Linked DNA regions of Homo sapiens: regions 1 and 3 are each linked to region 2. Evidence: read pairs that join two places in POLR2A ChIA-PET (ENCODE). Cell type or tissue: MCF 10A. All regions are shown on one strand.

Region 1 (8,000 bases), 490 kb before region 2:
AAATCACTCCGAGCAGTTAGAGGCCGATTCTCAGAGGCCCGTGGCAGCGTTCCATGGTGTTACACAACGTTCCAAGAAGCAATTATTAGCTTTGTTTTAGTTGTGATTAATACAGTTAACGACTCGTAGAGGTGGAAAGACAATGGAAATGAGGAAGACGAGCACACAGAAAGGGGTCCCTGCTCCAGCCCAGCACTCTCTGACAAATAAGGGGAGTTCATCCCATCTTCAGGGTGTCTAGGAGGTCTTCACCCATTTCGAAAATTCAGTTTTGGAACTATTTGATAAGGAGAAACACAATTTTTTTTTTTAAACAGCCCAAAGCCCTTGCTGTTGAATAGCAAAAGGAAATCTGCTTTATTAAGGGGCTCTTCGCTTCCTGTGGGCAAAGCTTTGCCATGGGGCTCGACATCATTAAGGTCATGTCTGCACAAAGACCAGGAGAGAGAGAGTGATCAGCTGGAATGTTTAGGTCCAAAATATTGGAAGAGCTCAGCCTGATTCTCATGGGGGACTTAAATAGCTCAAGTAGAAAAAAAAAATCAGTAGATTTAAATCAGTGCAAAACTCTGTGTGAGCATTTACTATGTGCCTGACACTTTTCTAGGGATGTATTTTGTTCCAGCAGGCAAGACAAAGATTCCCTTTTCTCATGAAGGTCACATTCTAGAAGGAGATACAGACACAAAATAAAAGCCACAATGATACATCATAGGTTAACATGGACTGTGCTATGGAAAAGAAGAAAGCTAAGCATGGGAAGGAGTGTTAGGAGTGCCAAGGGCTACCTGGGGAGGCAGGAAACACAACAAAATGGGTGGAGATGTTGGGCTTCATCAAGATTGGGAGATCCAAGCAAGGCATGGAGGAGGTGATGAGGTCAGCCTAGAGGTTTCTAGGGGGCATCCAGGAAGAGTGAGGGACAGTATGCCTCAAAGGGGCAAGTCAGGAATGTGCTGTGTGTCAAAACAGCAACAAGAAATCCAGCGTGGCTAAGGTGAAATGAGTACTGAGGCAAGAGGATGGAGGCTCAGAGAAACACAGGGTTGAAGGGAGGGCCTGAAAAGTCTTAGAGCCATTGTGAAGATATTGCCAGAGTAAAATATTGCAAACACAATGTCTCAATACTCTAGGAGACTTGAATAGCTTAGACAGAAAAATAAGAAATATTTACATATATACAGAAAAAAATCATGTCATTGTTATCTTCAAGAAGCTCACAGTCAACTGGGAAAGATAGATAAGTAAACATAGAATAATAATCTTACATGTGATAAGTAGATACTACAAAAGACAAACGCTTTGACTTGGGAGCAAAGGGGATGATTTGTGATCCTGTGTGGGGGAACCAGGGAAGATTTCCTAGAGGAGAGGACACCTGAGCCTATTAAGTTGAAAACAGTAAATTTGTTAGGCATTTTACCCTACACATTTGCCCACAAAGACACGTACACTCCAAGGATGTATGTGATTTGTCCCAGTTACCCTGCACCTAAAGTACCAGTCCGGTTTTACCTCCTACTAGAGCAATTGCCTTCCTGTGTGCAGACCCAGTTTGAGCTGTGTTTGGGGTTGTTTTCCTCCAGCTTTCGGCTGAGGTCATGAAATGAAAAGGCTTGGCCGCAACGGAGCTTCTTAGAAAACTCCGAGCTTGCCTTCTCCTGATGTTACTGGCTTCCCTCTGTAGGAGTGTTTCCCAACTGGGGACTCTCCTTCAATGAAAATCTAGACCGTGAACACTGTAAAGATGGCCCTGTGCAAATGAATTTCCCATGCTGGTAAATCTTACAGCAGAGCAAGGAAGACCTATAATCAAACAGAAAATATATGGGTAATTTAATTAGAGATTCACTGGAAACTTAAGGTGTTCAAGGTAAACAACCAGAACATTGAAATGTATTCTTCCTGGTAGACTAGAAAGTTTGCAAAGTTTGGTTTCAGGCAGCCCTGGGTACATATGCAGGTTCAATCACTTGCTAGCTATCTGATCATGGCCCTGTTTTCCTTCTCTGTTGCGTGAGATCATAATACTTGTCTTTCTGAGCTCCCAGGGCTATTCTGAGGATCATGAAAGTATGTGGTAAGCTGTAAAACACTATACCTGTGTTGAATGTTTTCCTTTTCAAAGTGACTTTAAAAAAAAAAACTTCATTGGTTTATTTAGTCAATATGACACACTTCTGCAATCTTTTGAATCCATGGAATTTTCATATTAGAAATTACAGCCCTCATGTTACAAATGAGCAAACAGGCCCAGAGAGGGAATATGATTTACTTAAGATTGCACAGCAAATTAGAGGTAAAGCTGGACCTGGGTTCCCTGACTCATCTTTCCGTGTTCTTTCAAATAAATTACAGTATATAATAGAAGATCATGTGAAGGAAGATTCTTCCTGCTTCTGACTCAGAGAGACAGGAAGTATCATTTCCTTCTGGGTTCTTCCACTGGAAGCACATTGCATTTCCTTCTATAGCAAACACTTTCACTAGTTTTAAAGGCATTCTTTTTTGATAAAAAAACCTCTTAATCCAGCACTTATGTAAAACTGCTTTCTTTAATTCTTCCAGTAACCCAGTAGGTTATTAGTAATCCCATTTTGCAGATGAGGAAACGGAGTCTCTGAAAGCTGAAATGACTGACCCAAGGTCACATCTAGGAGGCAGCAAAGGTGGAGCCCACCTTCGAAGGCATTGTGCCACTATGTCTTTCCACCACACCGAAACCGTATATGCTACTTTCTCTTTTACCCTCTGGCAGAATTTAGATGTCTGCATTAGAAAGGAGCTAATTAAAGAAAGCAGCTGAAACAGTGAAATCCATCTTTATGAATCAACCTAATAAGTAGAATTAAAATCGCAAATTAGACTTAGAGGATAACCTGATTTTTAAATTTTGTTACAAGATTGCAAAAAAAAAAAAAAAAAGATAATGTTTTCCATTTACACAATGACTTTTATCCAAAGCAGTTTCACAGATGTGATAGAGATGAATCATAGGTAGGATTTATGAGTGAGTCTAACATTTAGCAATGTGAGATGCCCTAGTAGAGACAGTGTCTGTGTAATAACAGGAGCACTGAAATCAGAACTGCTTTTATCAGAGATGCTTGGCAGATTAGATTCATTATTATTGTAAATATAAGAAAGTATAAAAAAATGAATAAAACTCGCCCAAGCCTAGATAGCTAGAAGCAATTATTCATGTTATTGTTGTATGTTTCTTCCTTCTCCCTGAACACTGCCTTTTAAAAACTTTGGCTGGGATTAGACTGTATGTGAATTTGCACTTGATGTTATTAGTATTACTTACTATGATATATAACATGCTTCAGAAAGATAATATTTAATGGATGAATCACATTCCATTACTGAAAATAAAAAATATATATTAAAGAAACACCCCCAAATGGGAGAAAAACAATGACAAAAACCAAATGCAGAAAAAAAAATAGTGAGGTGAGTTGCAGGCTTTAAAGCAAAAGATAAAGTCTTTACGAGAGAAGACAGAATAGACTCTTGTTTCAATGATACTCTGGCCTCCCTAGTTCTTGTTAACATTCCTGAGGCAACATTTTGGTTGACTCTTTCAAACTGGCTGTGTGTGCTTGTGCAGGGATTGGCCAGCCTTTTCTGTAAAGTGCCAGAGAGTGAATCATTTCGGTTTGAGGCAATACAGGCTGTGTAGCAACTACCCAACTTTGCCATTGTAGCCTGAAAGCGGCTATAGACAGTATATCAACCAGTGAGTATGGCTGTGTTCCTACAAAACTTTATTGACAAAAACAGACAGTGGATGGAATTTGGCTCTCCCAGGGGTATTCGTATATCAGTCTTTGCCTGGGCCTGGCTCTATGCTAAACTGTGTATAGATACAGAAAAGAAGGAAGTGTTTTGTCTCTGCCCTCAAGTAACTGGGAGAGATGAGAGAAGGCATCATTGCAATGTAGCATATGAAAAGCAATAAATAAGATGCACACCAAGTGCTGTGAGATCAAAGAGAAGGAAGCAAGCCGATCTCCTCTGGGCAATAAGGAAGTCCTCACAAATGAAGGGATCTAGCCTGAGTTGCAGAAACTGAGTAGGCATTTATCTACATGCGCCTGTTCAGTTGACTGTGTATTGGATTTCTTCTCCTATAAGGTTTGGGGGTGCCTCCATGAAAATTCCCAAGTCCTGGGCTTCGCCCAGACCAGTAAAATTTCCTAAGAAACTGGTGGGCACTTTCCAGAGCAAACTTTACTAAACCATTGCCCTGGATGATTTTTTATCCTTGTTTGATCAAGGTATGAAAACAGCAAAGCCGGTGCGTCTTTGAAGTCCTTCTGTGTTGTGTTTATTTGGTGTGTGTATACATGTTATACAAGGTACTAAGGATGAAATCACAGGGTGTTGTTACAAATTCCACCCCCAGCTATGGGGCAACTGCATTGTGGCATCCAGTCAATGCCATAATGAGTGCCTACTGTGTGCAAAAGGTGGTTTTCTGTCCAAAATAATGATCGATCCTCCGTTTCCAACACCACCCCACCAGCAGCAGCAGGACAATTGTCAAAGGGACAAAGGGTCCCGAAATGTTTGCTTCAGAGGGAGCAAAGAGAATGAGGAAGTGGAAAGAAGAGGTATTTGTTTTGGGGTGTGTTAACTGTTTCTCTTTTAGCAGGAATTTAGCTGAGGTGAGGGTTAATGATTCCATTTCTATTCTTGTTAAGAGTAACCAAGCTCTCCAGAGATTCTTGAAACAACTGTGCTATCTAAATACACAGTATTTTTCACATACTTTCACGTTAATCCCCCAGCTCTGTCTAAATCAGCTGCTAAGAAAAACTTAAAACAATTCCAACAGATTTCCTTTAGAGAGTGGTAAGGGAAAGAATTGAAGTTGGGAAAATGTGGCAGAATGCTAGAAATTTATCTACTTAGGTGTTGGATCCAGAAAATTAAAAAAAATTAAATATCATTAAAAGGTGATTAAAATTTAAAAATTAATGTTTAAGTCTTCTGCTTTGAAAATTATGAATTAGGGAGCATAATTTTTAAGTAAATAAATACTAGATACATAAGGAGAAGTTAAGAGAAAGACATTGAGAAGTACAGCAGATAACGATAAGGAGAAGAGCTAAGGCACGGGGGCAAAGAGAGCAGGATTGGAATCTATAAAAAATAAAAATACAAGTTAGAGTATTAGGGGAAGAGGTAAAGTTTAAGGAGAAAAAAATCAAAAATCAACTCTCGGTAAAAAGAGAAGAGTCAGGCTGGGCGCAGTAGCTCACACCTATAATCCCAGCACTCTGGGAGGCCGAGGCAGGTGGATCGCCTGAGGTCAGGAGTTCAAGACCAGCCTGGTCAACATGGTGAAACCCGATCTCTACTAAAAATACAAAAAGTTAGCTGGGCGTGGTGGCTCATGCCTGTGGTCCCAGCTACTTAGGTGGCTGACACATGAGAATCACTTGAACCTGGGAGGTGGGGGTTTCAGTGAGCCAACATCGTCCACTACACTCCAACCTGGCTGACAGAGTGAGACTCTGCCTCAAATAAAAAAAAAAAAAAAAAAGAATCAGAAGGGAGAGAAAAGGAAGAAGAGTCAGTTATTAAAAAGTTCAGAAGACATTACCATCTGGAATCTTCATGAGCAGGATGAAGACCTACTATTTTCAGCTCTTCAAGTTCTCATTCTTAAAGCTTCAGAGACTGATGTAAATGGGAACTGCCACTGCAGCCCCATGGGGAGTGTTTATTCTAGGTGGCTATGGCAATACCCAGAACAACCAGTTCAGAGGCTGAATGCAACCAAACCTAGGACCAGCTGTCCCCTGTTGACTGGAGATGGACCTCGTACTGGGGATTATTGATAATCAGCTCAACGTTCTGCATGTGTCTCCCATGAACAAGATTCTGAAGCCTGGGATTTACGTTGGACTAAAAGGTGGGCATTTTAAAGCATTTTACGGCAAAGAGAAGAGTCTCCCTTTGTGTCAAGAAAAAAGCCACACCAAAGAGCTAAGGAAAACGCATCTGAATTAACACATATATATTGAGCAGCTACAGTGTGCAAATCACTGCACTTATCCCTTCATACACACGTCATCTCATCTACTCTTCTAAACAATCCTGTGAAATAGTTATTATTGTCTTCATCTTCTTGGTGATGAGACTAAAGCTTGTTAACTTATATGTGACTTGTCCAAGGATCTATACCTATTAAGTAGTGGGAATGGGTTGGTCCCCAACACCAAAATCCAAGCACATTCCATCACTTCAGCCCCTCTAATTGTATAGCCCTACTACTAATCCAGTAGGAGAGAGGCTTTGGCTCTAGGGCCCACTGAACAAGAGGTTATCGGGGGAAACTTGGCAACATCTAGAGACATTTTTGTTTGTCACCTGACTGGGGTGTGCTACTGACGTCTAGTGGATAGAGGCCAGGAATGCTACTAAACATCAATGCATAGAAAAGTCCCCACAACAAAGAACTATCTGGCCCCAAAGGTCAGTCATCCTGAGGTTGAGAAGCTCTGCATAAGACGGAAGTCCCTGGCCAGAGCTGCTCTCCTAAAAGATCCATCTGTTACAGGGCTACTCAGATATAGCCAGAATACACAAACTTTAATACTTTAAGTGCCTTGGAGGCTCTCGGGGGGCGGGGTGGCGGGGGTGGGAAAGTCAGCTTTTCTGTTAGGTTTGTTGCCTAAATACAAGGCTTTTGGCCTTGCAACCTTCAATCCATTTTTTTTTTTAGTGCAGTGTATTAGGAAGAAATAGAAAATGCTGACAAAAATCATGGGGAAACTTTTCTTTGCCACTTCTTTAGGCTTCTTCGTCTTCTGCCTAAAACCCTGCAGCAGCGACTTGATTGTTCTCCTGTTGCCATCCTTGCTTCCCTTAAATCTACTTGCCGCCATCATCTTCCCAAAATACAGGTAAAGTCATGCCACTGCTAAACTCTGTAGGACTCCTATTGCCTCAGAATCAAGATTGTTTATTCTTCCTAGCCTGGCACTCAGAGCACCTATGATCCTGACGCAGTCTGACTCTCTCAAATTTAATTTCTAACATCTCTCCTTTCTTAACATTTCTTATAATCCAACCAAGCTGTAACACTTGCCTTTATGGGTTGGTGGTGGACAGGGTCCTAACCTGTGTTTTCCTGTCTCTGTCATGTTGCTAAAGCAATTCCTTTTTCTTGGAATGCCTTTTCATTGGTTCCTTCATGGCCAAATCCTCTCTCAAGCTACAGCTCAAATGCCACCTCCACATTAAATTGTTTTCTGATTTCCCAAATTATAAATAGATGTTTTTGTCTCTGAAATCCCATAGCCCTTTCTCTGTGCCTCCAAATTTGAATGCATGTGCGTGTATGTAACTTATATATAAAACATATAGTATGTGATACACATAGAATATTATATAATGTATCATATATTCTATTAAATTAAAATTATATAATTAAGTTATATAAAATTAAATATATATTAGTAAATATATATAAATTAAATACATTAACTTATCTATGAAATTAAATTACATAATTAAAAGGTTTTGGTATTGATGTAAGAATATCTATATAACTCAATGATAAAGAAGAGGGAACCCAGGCATGGGTTCAGTTGTATAATTTAGTATGAATTTAGTATATAGTAAAAGGGGCATTCAAATCAGCAATTGTCTATTCATTAACTATCTACAGAACTTTATATTATTTAAAAATAAATTCAGATGAATTAAAACCCCAAATATGAAAAAAGCTCATTATAGTGATATTGTAAAAATATGTATTCATGGGGTAGGTACGCCTGAAATTATACACATAGAAAAAAGTTAAAAGGAAAAAACATAGCTATAACAATTTAAATTTTAAAAATTCTGATTGGACAAAGTTAACCTAAGTAAAGCTTAAAGGTAAGAGATGTACTGGGGGCAAATATTTGTTACATAGACTGCAGAGGATTGGTATGAATAATAGGTAAAGAGCTTAAACAGTTCAATACCTTTAAAAAATG
Region 2 (8,000 bases):
TTTTTAATCTTCACATCCCACTTCTGCCTCTTATGTGGAAAGCCCAAAGTGGAAAGATCAATGAGGAAAATGAGTACTGTATGGACTATCATCAGCATTCATCCACCCTGAGTTCAAGAGGCATCCCCCTGTGGAGAGCTCAGTAAGAACTCAGTCAAACCTAGACTGTCCATGAAGCACCACGGGTTAATAAATAAAGAACAGAGGAATAAGAGATTAAGACACTAAAGGAATATAAGATAAAGTTAGAGAAACCCAAGTAGCTGCCCAGGACACTAGCTGTATTAGGATGCCAAATAGGTCCCCCAAATCTCAAGGACTTAATACTACAAAAATTTCTTTCTTGATCATAACACATATCTCATGCAGGTCAGGAGAGGGCTCCATCTGGTTATGCAAGGACCCAGCCTAGCAGGGGGAAGAGCCATGATGTTGTGACACCACCATCCTAACACATGGCTTCAATGCTCACCATGACAAAGGAAGAGAAAGAAGAGGAAACTCACCCTCACTTCTAAATATCTTGGCCCAAAATGACAAACATCACTTCCACCCACAGCCCATTGGATGGACCTACTCAAGAAGCAGGACCTACTTCTTGAACTGCAAGAAGACTGGCATGTGAGGCCCTTCTAGATGCTCCAAAGGAGAGAATATGAGAATATGCATAACTGAAGTCTCTACCACAAATTTTGAAACATCATGGGAATCAGTAATAAGGTCGGTAGTAAACTCAGATTTCCATGTATAGAACTGGTAAAACAGAGAGCACCCTCAAGTGGAAATTTTACAATCGCGACTCACTGGGATCACCCTGTTAATAATGAGGTTAGTTTCATTATGGACATTGCTCAGTACAATCGTGGCCTACCCACCTATCCAAAGACCAGTCAACTGATTTTCCCTGGAAGCTAGCAGAAAATCTGAAACCAAATCATACCTAGGGTCATGCTGTTTATTGGCAATGGGTGATTTTGTGTACTACTTAAAATTTAATTCCATTAACAGGCTTCCCAAGAAGTTGTCTGGATCAGAAAATCAAACCAAAAAAGCTTAAGAGAGTGAAAAACAGAAAAGTGAGACATTTTTGGTAAAAGGTAAACCAGGAATAGCAAATTTTAAAGCTCTTCTGAATGAGATTGTGCAACTATATTATTGGAAGTTACCTTCATCCTTCTGAGTTTTAGTGACTTATGCTATCCATATATAGTGATGGAAAAACTAGGACCTAGATGGCTATTTCAAATACACTGAAATATTATATTAGAGGCAATGCATATAATGAATTCCTTGTTTTATTATTTTTTAATGATTATTACTGATACAGGGTCTATCACCCAGACTGGAGTGCAGTGGCACAATCTTGGCTCACGGCAACCTCTGTCTCCTGGGCTTATGAGATCCTCCCACCTCAGCCTCTTGAGTAGCTGAGACTACAGACATGCATCCCTGCACCCTGGCAAATTCTGTGTTTACAATGTTAACATAGAGTGAAATAAATTCAGTATAATAGAGAATCGGCTTCTCTCCTCCTTCACTAAAATAAATATTGAGCAAATATCTTTAAAACATTGATAAGAACAGATGCCAAATTAGCCATCTGAGGCATCCCACATCTCACCCCAGGCCTGGGCACAATATAGGTCTAATGGAGCCAGAGGCAACTCTATCTTTCTGTAGGCACAAGGGAGGCATCTTGATGCAGACAAAGACATTGGATTTGCATCCAACAGCATATAAGTACTGGCGAGGCAAGTTACTCGCCAACTTGGACAACCTATTTAAACTAGCAAATGGCAATAAGAATGCTTATCTTATCAGATTATTTATTTGGTGAAATAAATAAGCTATCAAATATATATCTCCCAGCATGAACCTGCCTGGTAGATAATAGAGCTTTAGTATCTAGACCTAAATCGATTGACTGTTGTTGCAGGCAGGAGACTTGAACTTCAGCCAAGCAAGATCAACATGAAGTGGGACAATTCAACAAACTATGCCTCAGCTTTCCTTTCCGCAAAGTAGAGATGACAACAATTGCTTCCACCTTCACAAGAGAGCTATGAAGATGACCAAGATAAAGCAGGAAAGACCTCTGAACTCTCAGGAAAAAAGACACTAGAGAAATCCACACTATTATTACCTTTGCTGAGTAATAATAGGGGATTTTCCCAACCAGGAAACAGCTCTCTACTCTTGAGAATGCTCACTGTCCATATCATGCAAATGCTACAGTGCTGACCTATTTGCCAATGTCAAGTAAAATCTTGGCAGGGCTGTTAGTTAACCAAGTTCATTATCCTTAAAGACAAAGTATCAGGTGAACAGGAAAATCCCGAGAGGGCCTCCCTCCTGCATTCTGAGTGTAGGAGTGACTGAACAGGTTTGGTGCTGAGTCGTCAGCAACAAAAGAGAACTAAACAAAACTTTACGCATCCAGTTTAGTTTGCATGCTTTTCGGACATCCCTGGGGTTTCCCATTTCCTGTTCCCAGTGTCCAGTGGAAGAGCCCTTTTCTCCTAGGGACCACAGATCCAGCACCACTTTTCTTAATGACTTATATTTGCCAACTGGCCGACAAGCAATCCAGGAGCTGCCCTTGTAGAGCCAAGCATGAGATTTCACTCAAAAAAACACAACAAAAACAAAAAAAAAAACAAAAAAAAAAACCCACATGCAGCATTTGTTACTTCTACAATGGGAAAGAAACATTCACGAAAACTTAATTTTGAGCTGAATTAGAGCCCACTTTGGCAAAGGGGGGAAAAATGTGTTTTCACGTTTGCTCCAAATGGTAGCAAACCTCTGCACAGGCCCACAGCCTAGAAGAGGCAGCTCATAAAATCTTCTTTGAAACTTTTTAGTAAAACAAAACTCATTTCTATAGGACCAATCCCTCCTGAAAACACCATGGCAGATCCTTGCTGGCCTTCTGAACAGTGAGCACACCCCTGGGAATAACACAAGTCCCTGTCCTTAAAGAAGCGGATGTCTCTGAGCACTGTCTCATTAATCTTCATGACCAAGCTACAACGAAGTCAAAAACAGTCATTATTTTTTCCCATTCTGCAAATTTTATGGGCTCCAACACTTGCCTGAGGTAACAGGACACATTTGCGGCAGAGTCAGGCCTCCAGGACTGGCCAGCCTCCTGGGAAATTACTGCTTTTCAGCAAGTTCTTGTGTCATCATACGGCCACTCATTTGTTCACATGCTGGACAAGCATTCACTGGATGCTGACTCTGTGCCAGCCACTGAGCTTCATGCCAGGATGGACAACTGATTAATAGGAAAGGCCCTGCCCCAGATAAATTTACAATTTAGGAGGCAGAGGCTGGCAAGTCAATAGATAATTACAAGAAGATCTGAGAACCACAGGCAATATAACTGAGTGGTGAGGAGCACGCTAGGTGTAAAGCAGACCTGGGTTCAAATTCCAGCTCAGCCTTACATTTGCATTTTTTTCATAGTACTTATCTCCTTCTAACATTCTACATATTTTACCTCTTTATTGTTTATACACATATACATGCATGCACGCACGCACGTGCACACACACACACACACACACACAAGAATAAAAATTATATGAGGACAGACATCTTTGTCTGTTCAGGGATGTATCTCCAGGGTCTAAAACAGTACCTGGCATGTAGCAGGAGTTGAATAAATATCCGTTGGATGAGTAAATTCACTATGTGTCCCTAGGAAATGTACTCATCCTCTTTGAGCTTCAGTTTGCTTGTCCATACTAAAGGGGACGCCAAGGTGATGGGATTAGATAACATATAAATGCCCGGCAAAGAGCCCAGCAAAGATTATCATAAGCAAAATAAATGGCTATTCATGTTCAATATTGATAATACAGTGGGCTTCAGTGCTAAGAGGGTCTTAATGAGCATCAGTAGTCTCTGCTTGGGAGTGTCAGGGAAGCTTGCCATGTTGAGTGCTGAAGGATGAGTAGTACAATGTTGCTAGAAGAAAAGAAGAAAGAAAAAGGACACAAAGCAGCAAGGAAGGCAAGACAAAGGCTGCGAAGCCTTCATGCTGCTCTCAAGCCCTACTGTCTAAAACACCATATCCCATTTTTGCTCACAGCCATCCATCCCTGTGCCCTTGACAACTCCTATACTTGAGGGGTACTATCTCCAGGATCAGTTTCAGGACCCAGCATAGAGCAAACGTCCCCTAATTCCTCCTACACAGAGGCAGATTAGTCTTCAAAGATATTGCAGCGTTGGCCTTTCCTTGGGGCCCTTGCCACGGGCTGGATTCTGTGTGCTCAGTATAAATCCACAGAGATGAGGCTGGCCATGTAGTGACTGCAAGAAGTAAAAGAAGCTTTCCGCTCGATGACACATCTCTGATTCAGTCTGCCCTGACAAAGCTGGAGATTAAGTTTCCTTGCCTAAAGCTGCAAGGAGAAACATGACACCCTTTGCTGGCTACAAGTGGAACACGCTTTATTAACCCAGCCTTAATTATATTCCATTTTGAGATTCAATAGTTTCGATTGCAACACTGCATGAAACCAGGGTGACTTGCACCCCATGGGACTCTGTCCATAAATGAAAACGGAAAAGTGCCTTGAAGGCAGTGACCCGCTTATGCCAGCCAGTCAGAGACGCAGCCTAGAGCCTGTGCCTGGCTCCGGGGGAGCCCCAGAGGTGGCCAAATCAGGGCAGGGCTGGGTCCATAGTCAACTGGGTAATGGGAAGGTGGCTTCTATTTATGAAAGAAATGATGGCTCTCTCTGAAAAGTCTGAAGCGAATGTGGCAGGAGTTGCATATAGCCTAACATGCATGCAGCTCTCACCTCACAAATGAAATTCTTTTTCATCTGATCATCACATTCTCTCTTTTCCTCTCCCAGTTTTGAGGAAAAAAAAAAGCAGATTACCTTTCTTTTTTGTATACAGATTACAGTCTACCCTATCTGAGGCAAGCGAGCTAACCTTGTATTCTTTTTTTGAGGTCAAATTTTCTGCAAATATTTTACATGCCTTCCTACGCTTTTCAAATAAGGTAACTGAGGCAGTTGATTGGTCCGAGGGCTGAGTGTCTCCATTATAATACTAATAGCTACCTATTATTGAGCATTTACTATATGCCAAGGAATATGTGAAGGGTTCTATGTGAATTATCTCATTAAAGCTTCGCAACAGCTTTAAGGGCCAACATGTGCATTTCATTTTTCTCATTCCCACAGTGAGAAAAAGGCAGAAGAGAGACTCCCACCCAAATCTACATGAAGCCCAAGTTTGCACCCTTCTTGCTACACTCTGCCTCCACTGCACTGCAGGATCGAGAGGACAGGGAGGATGCCTGAGTCATACTACGTCCCCCAGCACCTGGGAGAAGTCCTGATGAATGGCAGACCTCAGTAATGTTTGGTTAGTTAATTAATTAATTAGGTAATTTTAAAGAACCTTAGACTGGGAACAAAAGGGTTAGTTGGAAGCCAGCTCTGACAGTAATAAGCCACATGGATTTGAGCCAGGTACTTCCCCTATGGGCCTTGGCCTTCCCATTTGAACAGTGAAGCAGCTGGACTAGATGACCTCTGATGGTACCTGATTCAGGGTCTTGCCCCAAGTTCACCCAGCCAGGCAACGTCAAAAGTCTGCCTCCTCATCTCCCACCCCACATCCAAGTCCACGTTCACAAAAACAGGCCCTTAGCCTGACAACATGTTGGCCCAAGCCCCAGTGAGTCATATGTCAAGCTAAGCAGGTACGTAGGCGTGTCTATGAGTTACTGCTAAAAACGCAAGGCTGTTGACTGTCTACTAAAGGGAAGAACAGTTAGCACAACCAGAAACCAGCGTTCTCTTCAAGCCCAGGAATGGAAAGGAAGAGCCTTTCTAAATATAAGGGACCCTCATCTCAATCAGGGAGACATGCAAATGTTTAAAAAAGAGCCTTCTTGGACACAGGTGAGGTGTTTAAAATTAAACCCTTATCACTTAGTCACTGTTACCAGAACAATTTGGTTGTTTTGCCACATTCAGTACATTGCTTTTAGCACCTACCTGGTACTAAGTACTAAACAAGGCAAAAAGAATATAAAGAGAAAAACAAACAAACAATTCTTACCTCAAGAGCACACAATCTTGTGAGAGACAACTATAAGCCAAGTTGGACTTTTAGGAGTGAAAAAAAGGAAGTGCTAATTCTAACAGGGAAATGGGAAAGGAGGAAGAGAGGGTGGAGGTTGGGGCTGCTTTCTCAGTGGACACATTTGATTGAAACCTTGATGAAGAAATAGGCTTTGACAGGTGGAAGTAAAAGAAGACTATTTACCCCCAGGCAAATGATTAGCAAGTGTTAGTTGTCTCAGCATGATGTGTACACACGTGCACACACATGGGTATCCATATTCAGAATGTCCCTTTGCACGCACCTGCACCCATTCATTGAGGTTTCTGTCAGCCAGCCCCAGGAGTGCTCACTAACCATTAGGACAACTGGTCACATTCCCCAGAATGGCCAGATGGAAACACATGTCTCTGTTAAGTACAATTTAAACCATATGCTTCTGGTTTATTTCTGCCTAGTTCATCAAAATTATCTTTCACATTTTAGTTTGGATAGCCAGGAGCCTTCCAAGATCTTTTTTTTTTTTAATTTTACCGTGTAGGAAGTCACTTTTATCGAAGTGAAACACACTGAATTCTCAAAAGATTCCAGGATGCTCTTAGCAGAGGATGTGTTTGGATTCACACACAACGTCTAAAAAGGGAGAGATTCTTCCAAAGTGGGTTTATTAGTTCTGCATTTTCCTCTATTTAATACTTCCCATAAAATTTAATGTGAATATATAGTTTATAAGGTAATTCAGGGCCCCAGGGCAGGGGCCGGCAACTAAAGCCTGAGGGCCAAACCTGACCTGCCATCTATTTATGCATGACCCATGTGTTAAGACTTGCTTTTACATTTTTACTTTAAAACAAAATTTGTTTTAAAAGATGAGATCTTGCTATGTTGCCCAGGCTGGTCTCAAACTCCTGAGCACAAGTCATCCTCCCGCCTCAGCCTCAGGCACATGCCACCACACCTGGCTAATTTATACATTTTAAATGATTGGGAAAATTTAAAGAATAGTCATATATTTTGTAACATGTGGAAATTACATGAAATTCATATTTGTGTTCATAAAGTTTTATTAGAATACAGCCATTCTCATTCATTTACATATTATCTGTGGCCACTTTCACACCACGGTGACAGGGTTGAATAGTGGTAACAGATACCATACGACCTGCAAAGCCTAAAATATTTACTATCTCACCTTTTGCAGAAAATGTTTGCCAACATCTGCTCTAATGTAATAGAATGCTCTTGCTGAACTAGATGCTAAGATTTTTTTTAATGAGTCCTAAAGCTGAAAAATGAAATCATATGAAAGTTGCTGGTAGTTTTTATCTTCTAGGAACTAAAGGGTTGAATTTACCTTTAGGTCACACTGTCCCAAAAGTTTTTGAAAAATAAATCTAATGGGCCTTTTAATTAACCCGATGTAAAGCATTATACCCTGCCATTATATTTGAGGTAAAATAAAGTCCCCATTAATCTGAATGTAGATGTTTATACTAAAAAGTAGAGAATTCTCTTTGGTATATAAGTTAGATATTTGTTTAAGCATAGCTATGTGTTTGCAGACTTTGTAGCTTCTTTGAAGAAAACATTTCTTTTCCATATATGGTTTCGCTCTTGCCTGTGATTGTATACTACTGCTTATTCTTGGGAAAAGGGGTGTGTGTGTGTGTGTATGTTTTACAGAATTTTTTCACAGGAGATTGGTAGTAAAGACCTAAAAAATCTGGAAGATTCTATATTTAAGCTGTGGTTAAGATGAGCTTGGCTATGTTTAAGTCATCTTGAAATAGACTATGATGTTATGCACGATGAATAATAACCAGTGCTTTGTGAAATAATGGTGAAATAGTGCACTCTGATGTGATGGTCTTTGGGGGATCAAGAGCTCATGGGCAGAGCTT
Region 3 (8,000 bases), 110 kb before region 2:
TTTAATGAAAGATTTTTTAATTATTTGAAAAGAGGGCTACAAAATAAAAAAAAAAAAAACTTTCAGATTATTCTACTCATTAAAATAGCCATGCCTCTTTTAAGGTAGCCAGTAAAACTTGTCTATAACTAAGGTCTACTTATAATTTCAGAGATAAATTTAGTCTTTTGTGGCAAAGCAGTTGACAAGGAAAATAGGTCTGGGTAAAATACTTTTTTGTTTTTCAAAATAGTACAACCTAGTTTAGAAGCAACATAAGTTACCAAAGTGAAGCCACAAACTGGAATTTTTTTAAAGGTGGTATGGGGAGTGGGGACAATCAGTGGTTTCAATAGATTGATTTTTAGTGTTGGAGAATACATTTTTCTATGGTTTTACAGGTCAGATATTCCTACAAATAGGGATGTAAAAAAGGCAACCATGAACACTAAAGAAATAAAATAAATTGTTATAATACTCTGGAGAAACACAGTTTCCCTATAGGCAGTTATGCCAGGAGAATGTCTTCTAACTTTCTTTAGAGTGTTTCCAATGAATTCATAGATTTTTCCCAAGTTGGAAGGAGCCATCTGTTCCACCCGCAGACACACATGCCACTTTCTTCTTTCATGTCAACCCTCAGACAATAGATGCCTGAAAGTCCAAATCCAATTTATTCTATAAAAAGGAACAGTTTTTATTCCCCTCATTTGATATGAAGGCAGTGCTTTGAAATCTCTTCCAGAGGGGAGGCAGAGGCTAGGGGTGGGCTGCTCCAGGCTTTGGAGGATGTAACAATCTCATGCAGGGGATCAACACTAAGGAAAACCCACAGGGGCCCTGGAAGCAGAAAGACTAGAAGATGGCAATATTAGGGTGGGGACAGGAAACAGCAATCTGATCATGAACCCTGTGCTAGGAAGATGGCAGGGAACAGGATGGAACTCCATTTTGGAAGATTCTTACAACGATGATCACTGAAAGAAGAAATTGATAGAACTTGGGCATGGCTTCACAGTGAGTTCTGGAATCTAGACCTACAATTTCTTAAACATTGTCTATCCTTCCTCTTCTTGTCCCAGAGGTTGAATCAAGGTTGAAACTACAAGGGGAACTCAAGAAGCTCCCCAACTATAGTCCAGGAATGATTGCAGGGATAGGAAACCAGGCATATCATTGGACTGCAACAGAATCATGAAGCACCAAAAGGCGCCGTCTCCCTAAGTTGGCCTGACAAGGACATCGGCTGTGTGCTCAGCTGCAGAGAGCTGAAGAGAGTTTGCTGGGGTAGTAGACATACCCCAAGAGCATGGATACAGTCCCGTTGATACAACAGATGTCTCTCACTGCACACACGCTAGAGGCTAGGAATGGTTCCAAGCCCTTCCCCTGTACTAATTCACTCCATCTTCGCCCTATGAATATGAAGTACTACTATTATTCCCATTTTTCAGATGAGAAAACTGAGGCACAGAGAGAATGAGTAACTTGCCTTATAGCTACTCACTAGATCACAAAGCTAAAAAGTGACAAAGCCAGGGTGGGAATCCATTTTGGTAGACAGAATAATGGGCTCCCAAAGATACCTATGACTGAGTCCCCAGAATCTATGAATATGTTATCTTTTATGGCAAGAGTAACTTTGCTGATGTGACTAAATTATGGATCCTGAGATGGGAAGAGTACCTTGGATTATTTAGGTGGATCCAATGTAATCACAAGGGTCCTTATAAGAGAAACAAGAAAGTCAGAGTCAGTAATATGAGAAGTGATGTCAGAAGCAAGAAGTTGAGTGATAGAAGCAAGGGTACCTGAGTCAAGGAATGAATGCAGATGGTCTCTAGAAGCCGAAAAGGCAAGAGAGATTGATTCTGCCATGAAGCCAATAGAAGGAATGCAGCCCTGACAACATCATGATTTGAAACTTCTCACCTCCAGAGCCGTGAGAGAATAATTGTGTGTTGTGTTGTTTTGAGCCACTAAGTTTGTGATAATTTGTTACAGGAGCCACAGGAAATTAATAGACGCAAGCAGCCTAACCCCAGAGCCTTTATTCCTAATTATTCAATTATATTATCTTTCCAGTGTTAGATGTTAATATTTCTAGAAAATACTCCATAAAAGGAGTTTCACATTGGTTTCAAGGTCTCTCTTGTTTAGCCCCATAGTGGCTGGTGTATGTAGGAATTTATTACTATATTACATTGCTTGTGATGTACACAGATCTGATATTCATCTCATACACGCTAGTGAGACAGTAGCCATTGTTAAAATGTTGAACCTTTTTTTCAGTTGATAAATTGTCCCATAGATCCTTTCTGCTATTCTGGACACCTTGGTCCCTTCCTTGGGACCCCCCAGAACTTCCCATAGTCAAGCTCCTAAAGGGTTAAAGCTGTACAGGGAAAGGGTCCTCCCCAACTCAGCCCCAACTCCAAAGCCTGAGTCCACGCTAATGGTCAGTGGCCACGCCAAAGCAGATATTTAATATTTTGAACAAAACCCTAGGATACATACATGCTGACTGATAATTCAGGATGCCCTAGAATTTTTACTTATGACTAGAGTTTAACAATATTTTTATTATCAATGAAAGGAAATAAGCCTTTTTAGCAAAATAACTTTCTACAGAGCGCAACAGTTAAACTCTCAGAAGCCCAGATCTTGGCCTCTAAACTCCCCACTTGAATCATGATGTCCTCAACTGAAAAGCGGCCACTCCCAACAAGCCATATCAGTGAATTCCTCAAAGGTTTGACTTCATTATGTGTCTCTTTTTCAAGTGAAACTATGTGGGCATCACACCCCTTATTTTGTCTTCTTAACTAGGACAAGAGAACTTTAAAATCAGATAAGTACACTGTGTATAAAGTATTATGAAATGTCATTAACAACTTTTTCCTCTGACATCTCTGGCTTCATTGAAAAGGAATTTCACGTCCACTCATGCCTCATATTCTTAGTCTCCCTGAATAATATAACTGGGTGAATCACTGTTTTCCTCAGAAGATGCATGCCGGGCTATAGCCTGAAACTCTGTTCAACTGATGATAATCCTAAGCTGTGAAAAGAATCCTTTCAGGAAAAACTATTAAGGGATTATGTCACTATCCCTTACTCTCTGAAATATGTTATGGTGTGCTGGTAAATAGGATGGAGTACCAGGCTTTGGAGTTATACCAACTTCAGACCATCCCTTGCTTCCCTACTACCAACAGTGTGACCTTCACAAGTTAGCTGACTTCTAAAATCTGTTACTAGAAAATGAAGTAATCATTTTCTTCTTGCACTTTGGTCAAGAGAACTAAATGAAATAATGTATTAACATGCCTACCATAACACAAGTGACCTACAGGCTATCAATCCGTTAGTTCACTTCCCAGGGTGTTCATGTGAGACATAAGTGAGAGGCCTAGGTGCTAGCCCAGTACTTTCCAAATTGCTAAATGATGTTTTTAAACGATAAAGTATCAAACCCATCTCTCCTTGATAACTAAGCTTGCTTTGCTTTATAGTACCAAGCAAAAGGAGGAAAACCCATGCATAGGACAAAGGACTTGTAAAAATGTTTTTTGAACCCAAACTAAGTGCAAGCATGTTTTGCTTGTAAGAAGAGGAGAACTATGCAATGGAGAACTCCAGGCAGAGATCAAGTCAAGTATAATTAAAATCTCCCAAAAGCTGCATACAGTGGTCATCCTGAAGGTGGAGACCACCATCCTTCTTTGCCTACTAATCAACCTTCTGCTTTTCCATCAACGATTTTTTCTATTTTCCATAAATTCTAGAAAAGGAATTCAGAGGCCCAAAGTTGCCACTTTTGCCACTTCCAAGTAAGACTTTTAGAAGGGTGATCATAGCTCTGGGATTCTGTTTCTTTCTTTCTCCAGGCACACTACAGGGATAAGATGAAAGAACAGCCGCTTTGCAAAAAGATGGGGAACTGGAACAAGCCATGACCCCCAAAATAGACATGAAGATACAGAGACTGTATTTTTCTACCCAATAGCCCAAAGGAGAAACTCTTCAATTAATAACACTTTTGATACAAAGCCAGACTGCCCAAGATGACTGCCTAAAAATACACAAAAATCTAGGAAAAACAAGCTCTCCATCCTGGAGGGAATGTCAATGGAAAATAGTTGCTAGGCTTTTCCAGTTACCAGTAATAAAAGAAAAATAGGCTCCCCATTATGAATCCAGTGCTGGAGGGCTCGTCAGCTGGTTCTGAGCCAGCTTTGGTATTTTCTGAGTGCGTTACAAATTACAGGAACAAAATGTGGACTTTTCACTCTAACCATGTTTTCTAAGGCCAGACAATTTATTATTAGGTTTACTTCCTAATGGTCTATAGTTGGAAAAGATGTCTCCACGTATGGATAATATTTATAAGCTTTTAAAGCACACATATTCTTATTATGAACAGCAATTACACAATGTGCACAGATTTTAAATGAAAGAATTAAGAGAAATTCAAACAGAAATTAATAGGACATGAATCCCTTCATTATTAAGCATTATAATATGCATAAATATTTGTTGATCTATGTGATTTTTAAAAAATAAGGACTGAGCAGGAAGTATTAATCTCAAAATGCAACCTACATACATATTCTGCATTTCACTTCCTCATAGAGATGTCTTCAAGGGATCTCTATGCCTCCAGTTATTATTAGGGTAACTACAACAAACATCTGTTAAGAAGGCTTCTGCCCATTTAGTTAGTTGTGTACTGCTTTTCTCTGCTAGCAGATTGTGAAGTCTCTTGAAAGTAGGGTCTTATCTTACTCATCTTTGTCCTAATCCTTAATACAGTGTCCAACTTATAGGAGATTTTTTAAAATGTTTGTTGAAGGAATTCCTCTTGTGTGAGCTGCAGGTGAAGGCATTTTCCACTGTGTTTCTCATGGAGTCATATAAATATCCATAGAGTTAATTTCCCTTAATGTTATGAGGGAAAAAAGTCTTCTGGAGTGTTCTCTTTCTATATGTAATAACAGCAATACAGCACATTGTGTTTCTCTTTTCTACTGGGATCTCAGGATGCTCAAGGACAAGTTTTAAGCTCAACTGCAGTCTTTCTCATTGCCTAGAATTTCTGATACGAAAACTTCCCACCTTACTTTCTCTTTTTTCTGGCTCTTTATCTTTTATCCTTGTTTTATGTTAACGTTATTTTAAGCTGCCTCAAATCCTTGATAGAAGAAAATAGGAACTGAGTAAAAAATAATAAATGAATAAAGAACTAAGATAAGAAGTTAGCAAAAATTTCTTCCCAATGACTTCTTATATATGCTGCAGAAATATCCTCAAAATGCTATTACGTTATATCCATGAATATTTCATAAGTTTCAATAGAAATAAGCAGAGCAAACACAGGGTGATATCGAGGAAAAGACTACTGGACTGGAAAACCAGCAGTACAGGTTAAAGTTCAGTCCCTGTCCTTCACTAAGTGTGTGACCTTGAACAAGACACCTACATTTGTGAACTTCAGTCTCATCTCATAAATGGACTTCATTTATTCTTTCACCAGACATTTACTGAGTCCTTACTTACAACAGGGATAGTGGTAGGTGCTACAGATGTCAAGTAAATAAAACAAGCGCCATGCAATCAAGTTAGTGCACAGTCTAGTAAGAGAGACAGAAAAGCGAACAGATTACAGCAAAATGTGATCACAGCCACACATAAGGTATTGGAGCAACACAGAAGGGAGATGTCTACATCAGCCTGGAGACTTCCACAGGATTTGAAAGGAGGCAGTGGTTGTGTTGATTTTTAAAGTTGACTGGGAATTAACTAGATGAAAAATGGGGCAGGGGAGGGGAAAGAGGGCATTCCAGGACTCAAGAAACGCACGTGTGAAACCACAGAGACAAAGAACACCATGACAAGTTGGGGGAACTAAAAATTGTTGGAAGATAATAAAATACGTGTCCTGTCTACCTCCCAGGGTGATTTTAAGGATCAGTTGAGGGGATGTATACATTGAAAGTGCTTTGTAAACTGTAAAGCAACATACACGTATTCAAATGTTAAAGATTATTATAAGACACTTGTTTTTTCCCCCTGCAAATTAGAAACATTTGCTGAAGTAAACACTGTTGATGCATTAGCTGTCAGGATAGTGTATTATATTTGGAAAACATTTGCCAATGCCTGTTCAGTTTTTGAATTTCCAGTCACATGTGTTTTTTGTTTCAGCAAATGCATCAAGTAATAATGGATTTATTGTTAATTGTGCAACGTTGGAGCTTCAAGGTTTAAGTAATCTCCATTTCGTGTTGACTTTATTCCATGTTGACTGTAGAAGTTTGCAGTCTTTATTGATTAATGAAAAGTGATAACTGAGCACTATTACCACCTTGTATTCATCAAACTTTTATCAGAAGAAATTCAGGATTCTGCACGTAGACAAGTGTGCCAATAAAAGCATATTCCCTCCGAGAAAAAGGAGGGAAAGAGGTGTGGTTATCTCCACTTAAAACAGCTTTCCAAAGAGCTCCAATGGAGCTCAGATTCAAATACAAACTTCCCCATTTAACACTTCAAAAATGAAATACTTCCTTCCGAGGAGCATTCTCCCCTGGTTAGAAAAACCAACAAAAAGCATTTGGGATAGAAAAATTGGGACGGATAACTCATGTTCAAAATTCTTGACATTCATACACTATCAGTCACTGGAAGGTTTGAATCACTATGTTTAAAAAGTGCTTTCACTTTTTCCCTCCTGCCTGTAGGAGGAAGATATGAGACAGAGAAGGATAATAGGATTTTTTTTTCATGTTGCAAACAACTTGTCTGGGCTCTAACTTTTCATATTAAACCCTCAGAAAGAACTGTTGTGTCCTGCCCCTGCTCCTCCTTGCAAAAGAGAAACGCTTCTAGTCTTGGAAGATCTGTATTTGCCATGAATTTTATTTTGAGTCATGACTAAGCCACTTATTAGCAATATTGGTGATCAAGGTCTCCTACAGCACATGGATGAACTAAGTAATATGTACATTTATGTCCTTTTGTGTAAAGGAAAACTTATCAAAGCTGGACAGGACCTGAAAAGTTATTCTGTATGGCACTACATTTTATGGATGAGAAAATTTAAGAGAAACGTAAGCTAATTTGTTTAAAGCCAGGCAGTGAATACATGGCACAGTTGGGATTAGGAGCCTCCAGGGTGGTTCTCCCACACCTACCTCGCTGTGGATAGAGGCTGACATCCAGGGAAAAGGCTTGGGAATTGCAGTTGCATGGGGTGAGCGGCCTCAGGCAAGCAGTCCACCTGGTGCCACTCAATCTCACCACTCACCGGGGCTGTCAAGTCCCTTCTTCCAAAAACTAGTGTCCAGAGGACTGGTCCACAATGCCCCTGAAGCAGGTGGCCCCTGCTAGGTGAATTGAGTGCTGTTACAGCTTTGGCAGGGTTCCCAGGCAAGCAACAGCCCCTGCTGTGCCTTGACAAGAGAGGTGGCTGAACCTCCGGACAAAATGACTTGCTTTAGAGACAAGCAGGGAAAATATGATTTGTTGTAGAATTCCTGTTAGTCCAGTCAGCTCCCATCCTCTTGAGAAACCGGATTTGTAGGCACATGCACTGGCCAATGAGTCAGCCCTTAAAAAGTCATTCATAATTTATGTATAAACAAGAATAGCTTTTGTTTCAGGGAATTTGGGAGGTTTTTGTAGCCTGCTTTCTTCCAGTACCATTTTTGAAGAACTGTTCCTGTCTCAAGGCTATTCCTATAGGCCTATAAATACTTTGATGTTCAGACATCTGGAACTTATATTTGGTGTTGACTAATGAGCATTATTATTTTATTATGTATTTATATATGATCTGAAAGAAATCTGAGGTTATATGCCACATAACTCTGTATACACACTGAACAATGACAAATTCTTTTTACCCATTACACTTATGATTTATTACTTGGGCAGAAGAGGTTCTGAGTCATGCAATTGACATATAATTGTGTTTTGGAAGATAGTAATGGGATAGAGAGAATGTAAAATTGCCCTTC

Evidence for each region. ChIA-PET counts read pairs that join two places held together with the same protein. Peaks named below come from ENCODE experiments on the same cell type or tissue, not always from the same donor. Only the 100,000 strongest peaks of a DNase experiment are listed, where the experiment ranks them.
Region 1: POLR2A ChIA-PET joins it to region 2 with 11 read pairs; 2 of 35 experiments call an interaction of 5 or more read pairs at or near these places.
Region 3: POLR2A ChIA-PET joins it to region 2 with 15 read pairs; 3 of 35 experiments call an interaction of 5 or more read pairs at or near these places.

Annotation. Positions count from the first base shown.
Region 1 is chr9:108,053,929-108,061,928 of GRCh38, forward strand. All of the region lies in intron 4 of LOC105376214 (a long non-coding RNA gene), which reads right to left. Among named protein-coding and RNA genes, the nearest start is that of KLF4, 570 kb to the left of the region's middle. In MCF 10A, no CTCF peak of the experiment used is centred here; DNase peaks (open chromatin) are centred at 2,353, 3,023 and 3,633.
Region 2 is chr9:108,547,140-108,555,139 of GRCh38, forward strand. No RefSeq gene overlaps it. Among named protein-coding and RNA genes, the nearest start is that of ACTL7B, 300 kb to the right of the region's middle. RefSeq lists an enhancer at 4,110-4,611. In MCF 10A, no CTCF peak of the experiment used is centred here; DNase peaks (open chromatin) are centred at 2,272, 3,232, 4,432 and 5,712.
Region 3 is chr9:108,437,278-108,445,277 of GRCh38, forward strand. It overlaps LOC105376214 (a long non-coding RNA gene), which reads right to left and starts at 7,500. Exons shown (of 6, transcript XR_007061722.1): 1 at 7,176-7,500. In MCF 10A, no CTCF peak of the experiment used is centred here; a DNase peak (open chromatin) is centred at 7,524.